Linked DNA regions of Homo sapiens: region 2 is linked to region 1. A link is a loop called in an ENCODE intact Hi-C map of the cell type or tissue named here. Cell type or tissue: Caco-2. All regions are shown on one strand. Links, peaks and the distances in the headings refer to the core of each region. The heading gives the core; the rest is flanking DNA.

Region 1 (4,409 bases), core at 143-4,142:
GAGCCTCAGCTACATTGATGTGTGAAAATAGTGGTTGCTACTGTCTCATGGATATAAAAGTGAAAATGAAGAGACAAGGAGAGACAATAAAATAGAATCCATATTCAGTTTACTCCTGTCATTGTTTCTTAAATTTGTAAAGTAACCTCTTTATATGCACCTATCTGTGTTAATAGCACACGATTTCAGTATGTTTTTACTAAGATGGAAAACTTTTTGCTGGGGGGAGGTGTGGGGTAGATGGTATAGTCTCCCTTCTCTAGACTGACTTTGTCATTTTAGTCTATAAGGATGGTCCTGTGTATTTGAAAGGTAAAGAAATGCTTTGGAATCGTATCAATTAAAAATAGTGTGGCCCCATTAAGCCAGTCCAATTAAATAGTTACAGATGCTTAATATGTCCATCATTTGGTGTCATCTCAGATTTATACATTTTTTTCCCTTAAATTTCTTTAAGAAGGTTTTCCTATCAAAAATAAATTTTGTAGTTTTCGTTGTATTTTATTTTCCCTGAGTGAGTACAGGTTGCTGTACAGGGGAAAGAAAGTTGAGTTCTCTGCAACCATTGGCTGACTTCCGGGCGGTTTTGATTCACCAAACTTGGCCACGGTAGGAGGGGGAAACAGCCTTCCCTACGGACTTCTTGGAAAAGCAGGGAAGTCACGTTTACTGAGGATGTGATCTGAGCTGAGCACCAGGCTACACTTGCCGTAGAATGAAGTAAAACCCTCTTGACCAGCACAACCTCCCTTGACCAGCACAAACTCCTGCTCTCCTGTGGTTATTTAATTCCGCCAGGATTAGAGGTTCTTTGGAATACAATTGAGCTGTTTCTCCTAGGGCTGGAAAGTAGGCAATTGGCACCTACTCATCTAATTCACAAACAGGATACAAATTCCTCTGCCACTCAAGTCTTGGACCAAATGGTCCCCGCTTAAACTCTACTACAATAGGTATTTGTTTGACTTTATAACCTTTTCGTTTCTCTTTACTTTTTAGTTGGTTGAAACAAATAACTCTTTCCATTTTATTATTTTTACTCACATTTTCTCATTTACATTCCAAGTACACTTCCTCTGTTTTTACTTTAAGTTAAAATACTGCAATTTTTAATTTTAACTTTACTTTTTTTTTTTGTTACAAATTTGGTGTTCCATTTATTCACTGAAAATAACTTTTCTTCACTTTATCGTTTCACACTTCATCCTCACCTTTTAAAAACTTTTTTTTTTTAGAAATATCATTTTATACAAACATACCTGGGTTTAAAATGGGAGAAGAGCAACAAGTCAAGTCAAGAATTTCTGAGGGATGTTGAAAAGACGGGGAGAGAGTTATGCCAGGCGGCAGCATCTCTCCTTTTACCAATGTAGTTCAGTCACTTAAAAAAAAAAAGAAGAAAACGAAAATGCATCATTTTTTCTACAGGATCCTGAGAGTCCTCTACCTCCCAGAGTGTGTTACACTTGGCAGAAACTCCACCACCCAGACAGCTCCAGTTCTCAGCCTGCTGTAAGCAAACTTGTGAAGTAGCTGCCTGTGGCTTATCTCTGCTCTTTCACCCCATCCTCAGTACTGGGGGAGCCTCCTCTGAATTCTGCATTTTCTTTCCTGAATGCTAAAGCTTTTTCTGATCTGTACTCTACATTCTAGAGCTTCGTTATTAACTGAGTATAGAGATGGCCTGATTTGTAGATTCTATGTGGATCAGAGATTATGCAGAAGTTGCAGATATAGAGTTGCTTTATTGTCTTGGATCATCATGCCAGTTTAATTTAAGGTCTTTCAGGACAGAAACAACATCTGCCCATTTTGTTTGACATTCTCTTTTCCCCTTTATTTCAAACAATACACGTGCCCTTTGTAGTAAAATTAGTCAATGAGAAAAAAAATAAATAGCACCACCTCTTCTAGCACCTAAGATATATGCTGGAACACTGGTTAAACTCTTAAAGATATTTAAAGACATCTTAAAGATGTTTTTATAACATGCACACACACCCTTCTTTTCTCAATTTGAATATAGCATTGATTACAAAGTTACAAGGTATACCACTGTTTTATTAGTAGGGTTTGTTGTTGTTTGTTTCTCTTGTTTGTTTCTGCTTTAGTGTGTGTTTGTGGAGAGCCAGAAATGCTATCGCATTAAAAGCCTGTATCAATTGTAAAACACATCTCCATTTCAGATACATTAAAATGTGAAGAAGGAAAAACAAAGCCTCTGAGAGGAAATACTCTGTTTCAAAAAATGAGATCACACTGCTTTAGAACTTACTGTTTTGTAACCTGCTTTTATCACTTAACATTTTGTACCATTCAATATTTTTCCACAACAGCCTCTTTAATACTGTATAGACAGTGTTCCAGCGAATGGCGATTCCAGAACTTATTTAACCAATTCTTTGATTATCAGTTGTTTCTGCTTATAAAAATCCTTGCTAGTTCCTGGTATGGTGTGAATGCATTCACTAATCATATATGTATTTGTTCAGTGGGTTGGTTATTGACAGAGCCTTTACGGACTTGGGCACTGTCTATGGTACTGCGCCTTGGGGGACGCACAGTTAAGTTAAAAGTATGTTAAAAGGTATGAAGAGCTGAAAACAGAGGATTGCTTGTTAATATTAATCACCTGTTGATTGCAGTTCACAAGTTTGGTAATTATTTTTTCTTCAAGTATTCTGTCCCCTTTACCAAATCGAAGGCTGGGACATCCGCCTTTTCACAGTGATTCTTCTTTCCGCCTTGGTGCACTGGAGGCCTAAGTGTCATCTGTTTTTTTCCAAGTTAGTTGACGCATTCGTTGAATGGTTCCTTTTCGTAGGAACTTGTGCTGGAAATTGCCTCTGGCAGTCAAAGGAAACATTTTTGTTTTGGAGAGAGAAATTTTCGTTTTTTATTCCAAAGTTCAGCATTTCTGTGTTTCCTATGAGTGCAGTGCTTTACAGCAAAATGCCTCAGGAATACAAAGATGACTTCTTTTACCCCAGTGAATTCTGATTCAGAAATTCGTTTCTGTTGACCTGGCAAGTTCATTCAGCACCCATACTGGTCACCGTGTATCTCAGTTAGGGGGCTGAGAAAATGGCCCAGCAGACTCTGATTACTGTGATGAAGGTGTTCATTATATTATCCCTTATCTTTCTTGACTGTGATGTATACTGAGCTTGCCTCTCTTGTCTGTGTCACCAGGAGATAGTTCAGAGCCCTGAATGTTCTCTGTTGTCTCGAATATTCCAGCCGCCATGTTTTTCTTGCATACCCAGCCCACTTCTTCTTTGACACTCTGACATAGTCACATCTTTAATGTTGCTTAAAGATGTTTTTGAACATTTGGAAAGGGCTAGTTTCCCAGCATCTTTAAGTCAGAGGTACCCACTTATCCAGATACTCTTCAGGCAGAGGAATGATGATGGACCCTCATGAACATCTCAAACTTCTCGTTGATTAGAGGGAAACTGGATGGATCGAAAGTTAATGAATGGGAGCTCATTTGTGACTTACATCTTCCCCCTCTAGCTTAACCATTCATGGCCTCCCCACTCACTGCAGACTTTGTCTGGCAGAGGGAGTAATACGCTATTTTCCGCTTGAGCACCCAGAAGCTGTTGATGTAAATTGATCAGTACTTTTTTGTGTTTTCCTGAAATTCTGTTTACATGCACATTTCCTCTTTGTCTGTAAAGTGATTTGTATCATAAAGCCACATCCATTTTTTCCCACTGTAATAATGACACAAAACTCATTGAATATTTGTGTTTAAAGATTCTTGGAAAACATAATGGTGTGACTATATAAGGCGTATATAATTTTTTTAAACAAAACCTGGTGAGTATTAATAAAAACAATGATGTTGTCTTTATGATTGTGTTTTAAACATAGTAATTGGTCAAGTGGATGTTGCTTAGTGCCAGAGGATCAGAGCAAAACATACTAGATGTGAAATAGCCCTTCTCTTCTTCATTTTACATTTTGAGTGGTGTTTCACTTACCTTTAGAAAATTTTCCAAACCTTCAGACAAATACTTGATCAAATGATGCGGGTTTGAAAGACATAAGCAAATTAGTTTCTGTGCAAACTTGTGTCCCCATTCAGAGAAGAACAAATTGAAAAATTGATATTCAATACCAACAAGATAATTTCGGGAAGCAATAGAGCATTGTTTTGACCACTAAGGAACATGAAGCTTTTAGGAGAAGTAGAGAGAGCTTTGCCCATTGTCTTCCATTTATTATCCGAAGACATTCCAGGTGAAAAAAAACATGGGAAGGAAAGGTAGGAAGAGAAAGCTTTGAAAATGATTTGGAGACATGCAATGCTATTTCAAGTGGTTCTGGGGACTGGATAGAATACATCATTGCTTTCTTTGCATTCCTATGTCATCTTCTCCTGATGTTATCATTCGAAG
Region 2 (4,409 bases), core at 181-4,180, 94 kb after region 1:
CAAAATTGATAAAGCTTAGGAGGACATTTCATCTCCTTTCAGTGTGGTTCAGCAAGGAGCTATTTAATGCCTCCTATTGTCAGGTGTGGTTTTAGGTACCATTCGTATCAGGTCTCTGCCCTCATGGAACCACCATTCTAATTGAGGGAGTAGTTTAAAGGGGATAGATGGGAATTAATAAACCAATAAAGAGAGGCTAAAATTTCAGACTGCAATGATGACGTCATTAAAGAACTGAAATAGGATGATGTGAACTGAAATGATGAGGGGCGATGCAGATGGCTGGAGGTGGCCTAAAGCCCAGGAAAGTGGTGGTGGAGAAGAAGGCAGGATTGGTGAGAAGAGCCTGGCAGCACAAAGATGTGTGTAAAATCACTGACAGGAAAGGGCTTTGTGTATTTGAAGATCATAAAAAGAGTAGCACAGGGCTGGAATTAGCTCCGTGAACAAGTGGAGAGAAGGAAGTGGAGAGGCAGATCAAGGAGGACTTCTTTGCTTATAGCAAGGGGGTTGAATTTTAGTTTTAGGACAATAGGAAGCTGTGGAATGACCTTAGAGGGAAGACATCATCCAAATGACAGTGTACTCTGTTCCTTAGCTGAAGAGAGAAAAAAACAGATGCAAGTGCAAGAGGTTTTAGTAGAAGTCTAGGGGATACATGATGGTGGTTATAGCATATCCACAAACACCTCATGACCCAGGGTGTCTGTTCATCTGCATTGCATGCATGTTTTTACCTCCTCTGACATAGTTATTTGCAGCCCTGTCTCATGGTCAAAAGTTAGCCAAGTGATTGAAGTATGACATATTGGCTGTGCCTTTGTGACAATCCTTAGTCTTGTCTGTTTAGCAAACAGTATGGCAAGTTGGAATTCTAGAGCAGTCACAGTATACCATGCTTGATCACATGGGTATACCTAAACAGTTACAAACCCCCAAACCTGATTATGAGCTCTTGTGAAACTTCTCTAAAAATTTGGGGCAATGTGGAGTTACAGGTAGAACTTGAGCTTTTCAAGTCAGAAACCTTAGTTCTGAATGTTTGTGCCTCTATGTATCAACTCAGAACTTTAGAGGAGATCCTTGCCCTTTAGGTGTGTTTGTGTGTTGAAGTGTTACTAACACTATTAATAATGTTTACACATGGGTAATATTAACCATAATAATGCTTACTTGGTGCCCAAAGTACGTTTGATACTTTACATATGTTACCTCTCTCAAGCATTACAGTAAACATACAATATGCATAGGATAGCCCCACTTTGCCAATAAGGAAATTGATCCTTAGATTAAATAACATACTTGAAATTGTGCAGTAAGTACATGGAGGAATGTCCATACAATATATCTATTTAAACCACCTAACAGTGGGGTATTATGGAAGAGCATATGGGAGCACTTTGCAAAGTGTCAACCGCAGAATAAGTGCTTGATAAATTTCACATTATACCTCTCTCTCTCTCTCTGCAGATTTCAGTCACTTATGACCACAGAATTAATTCTAAAGAAAGCAAATTGAAGGAGGTGTTTGCACGTATTTTTTTTTCCCTAATGATTCTACTGTACCCTGGAGCATTTTCACGGTTTGTGTTTAATCACAGAATCTCAGCCATGATGTTTCTGACAGGCAATTTCCTTAATGCATTTGACAGAGATGGATTACATGGAGGGCCATTGGACGCCATGGTTTTGTCTGCAAATGGTAAGACTAGATTAGAGCTATCTGGGTCTAGTGCCTCCAGTGATATTGCATCCTAATAATTCTTATGATAACATGGATCACCTTTGTGGACACACACATTCTTGGCCAGATGGGATACAGTGGTTTTCAAGAAACCCTGCCACTTTTATTACACTTTGAGAAACATCTGGACTAATATTTGTGTGTCAGAATCATAAATCAATTTAGTTTGCGGAGATAGGCCTAGTTATGCGGTTTATCTTCAAAGGCACTCTTTTTTGCTACCACTGAAAGTGGTAAATGAGGCACATAAATGTCGAGATATTGAATTCCTTCTGAAACTGTAAAGTCTTTACACTGGCATATGAAGATCTGAGCATCAGTCAGACTCTCAGGTACTTGATGAACAAGAGTGATTTGGATTCCATGGCATTTTATCCCTAGATAACAACAAACCCAACCCATTCTTGAGCAATGATACAATTCCCACTGGTGACTCACTTCCTGACCCTTTCTCCCCGTCCTCTGAAGTATGTCTCAGCCATTAGTTCCTATGTTTATTGGCGCACTTTAGTATAGATCAAAGGCACACAGACAGGTTCAGCGATATTTGCTAACCCTGGGAAACATGAATGCTACTATTTTGAAGGATATTCTTTATTTGTCACTGGTATTTAATTGCACAGATATGTACAACCATTGTAAAGGAGATTCCTAGATATCATGATACTTATCTCTAATGACATAAATATGTATATAAATATACATAAATATAAATGTGTATATAAATATTTATATAAACATAAACATATTTATATAAACATAAACATATTTATATAAACATAAACATAAACATATTTATATAAATATAAACATAAACATATTTATATAAATATAAACATAAACATATTTATATAAATATAAACATAAACATATTTATATAAATATAAACATAAACATATTTATATAAATATAAACATAAACATATTTATATAAATATAAACATAAACATATTTATATAAATATAAACATAAACATATTTATATAAATATAAGCATAAACATATTTATATAAATATAAGCATAAACATATTTATATAAATATAAGCATAAACATATTTATATAAATATAAGCTTAAACATATTTATATAAATATAAGCTTAAACATATTTATATAAATATAAGCATAAACATATTTATATAAATATAATATTTATATACACATTTATATTTATGTATATTTATATACATACTTACGTCTTTAAATATAAGTTTCATGGTATCTAGGAATCTTTGTGTCCTTAGAGATTCTATATGAAGCAATGACATTATTATAACTAACAGCATTAACTTAAATCTATCCTGCCATCAAGTATCCAGTCTGTATTAAAATGTATTCAGTGTTTTGAACAATATTCTTTATGACTTATTTTTAAAATATAGCTCTCTAGGCCAGGCACAGTGGCTCACACTTGTAATTTCAGCACTTTGGGAAACTGAGGCAGGCAAATTGCTTGAGACTGGGAGTTTGAGACCAGCCTGGGCAACATGAGGAAACCCCACCTCCACAAAAAAAAAAAAAAAAAAAAAAAATTCAGAAATTAGCTGGACATGGTGATGTGGTCCCAGCTACTTGGGAGGTTGAGGTAGGAGGACCACTTTAGCCTCATGAGGTCAGGGCTGCAGTGAGCCATGATGGTGCCACTGCACTCCAGCTTGGGCGATGGAGTGATACTCTGTCTCAAAAAATAAATAAAAAAATAAATAAAATGTAGCTCTCTAGTCATTTTGAAGTACTGAAATCATATGTAAGAAGAGTAGGAACAAGTAGCATAACACAGGATATAAATAATTAAAGTAATTTTTTCTTAAAGTGCATCTGTCCTTCCTTAATCCTTCTGAGAGATTATCGATCACTTAAAAAATTGTGTGAAGTCTTACAAAGAAGTATATACATAATATGATACTATAAGAAAGCCCTTGGCCAGGCACGGTGGCTCACGCCTGTAATCCCAGCACTTTGAGAGGCCAAGGCGGGCTAATCACGAGATCAGGAGATCGAGACCATCCTGGCTAACACAGTGAAACCCCATCTCTACTAAAAATACAAAAAATTAGCCAGGCGTGGTGGCGGGCGCCTGTAGTCCCACCTACTCGGGAGGTTGAGGCAGGAGAATGGTGTGAACCCGGGAGGCAGAGCTTGCAGTGAGCCGAGATCGTGCCACTGCAGTCCAGCCTGGGCAACAGAATGAGACTCTGTCTCACAAAAAAAAAAAAAAAAAAAAAAAAAAAAAAAAAAAGGAAAAGAAAAGAAGCGCTTTTAAAATCTTAGAAACAAAAATCGCTCTCTGTAAAATAATATTCATCAGCATTTTTCTTAATGGTGAGAAATTAGAAACAACCTAAATTTCTGACATAGAAAATTGCCTAATTTATGGCGGTCATATTGGAAAATGTTCACCATGTATTGTCAAGTGAACAAAGTGGTTTCCATGACCGCATGGGTCAAATCACAGCACTTTAAGAATCAACTCACAGAGAGAACAAATCTCGAGAATGTATCTGACTGTGTGCTAGCCATAGTTATCTCTAGATAGTGAGATTATAGGCCATTTTTATTTCATTTTAACTTTTCTCTGTTTCTCACATTTTTTGCATGCAATGTGGAATATTTGGTAATTGTGTTTAACAATTTTGGAAGATCAGCCAACTCAGCAAGAGGTGTATT

Evidence for each region. Hi-C counts contacts between places; a loop is a spot of excess contacts. Peaks named below come from ENCODE experiments on the same cell type or tissue, not always from the same donor. Only the 100,000 strongest peaks of a DNase experiment are listed, where the experiment ranks them.
Region 2: a loop joins it to region 1, with 5 times the contacts of the local background. A loop is called at or near these places in 1 of 110 quality-filtered maps.

The regions. Positions count from the first base shown.
Region 1 is chr16:7,090,144-7,094,552 of GRCh38, forward strand. All of the region lies in intron 4 of RBFOX1 (RNA binding fox-1 homolog 1), which reads left to right. Among named protein-coding and RNA genes, the nearest start is that of RBFOX1, 1.1 Mb to the left of the region's middle. In Caco-2, for the core only: no CTCF peak of the experiment used is centred there; no DNase peak of the experiment used is centred there.
Region 2 is chr16:7,183,745-7,188,153 of GRCh38, forward strand. All of the region lies in intron 4 of RBFOX1 (RNA binding fox-1 homolog 1), which reads left to right. Among named protein-coding and RNA genes, the nearest start is that of LINC02152, 1.1 Mb to the right of the region's middle. RefSeq lists an enhancer at 934-2,133. In Caco-2, for the core only: no CTCF peak of the experiment used is centred there; a DNase peak (open chromatin) is centred at 2,217.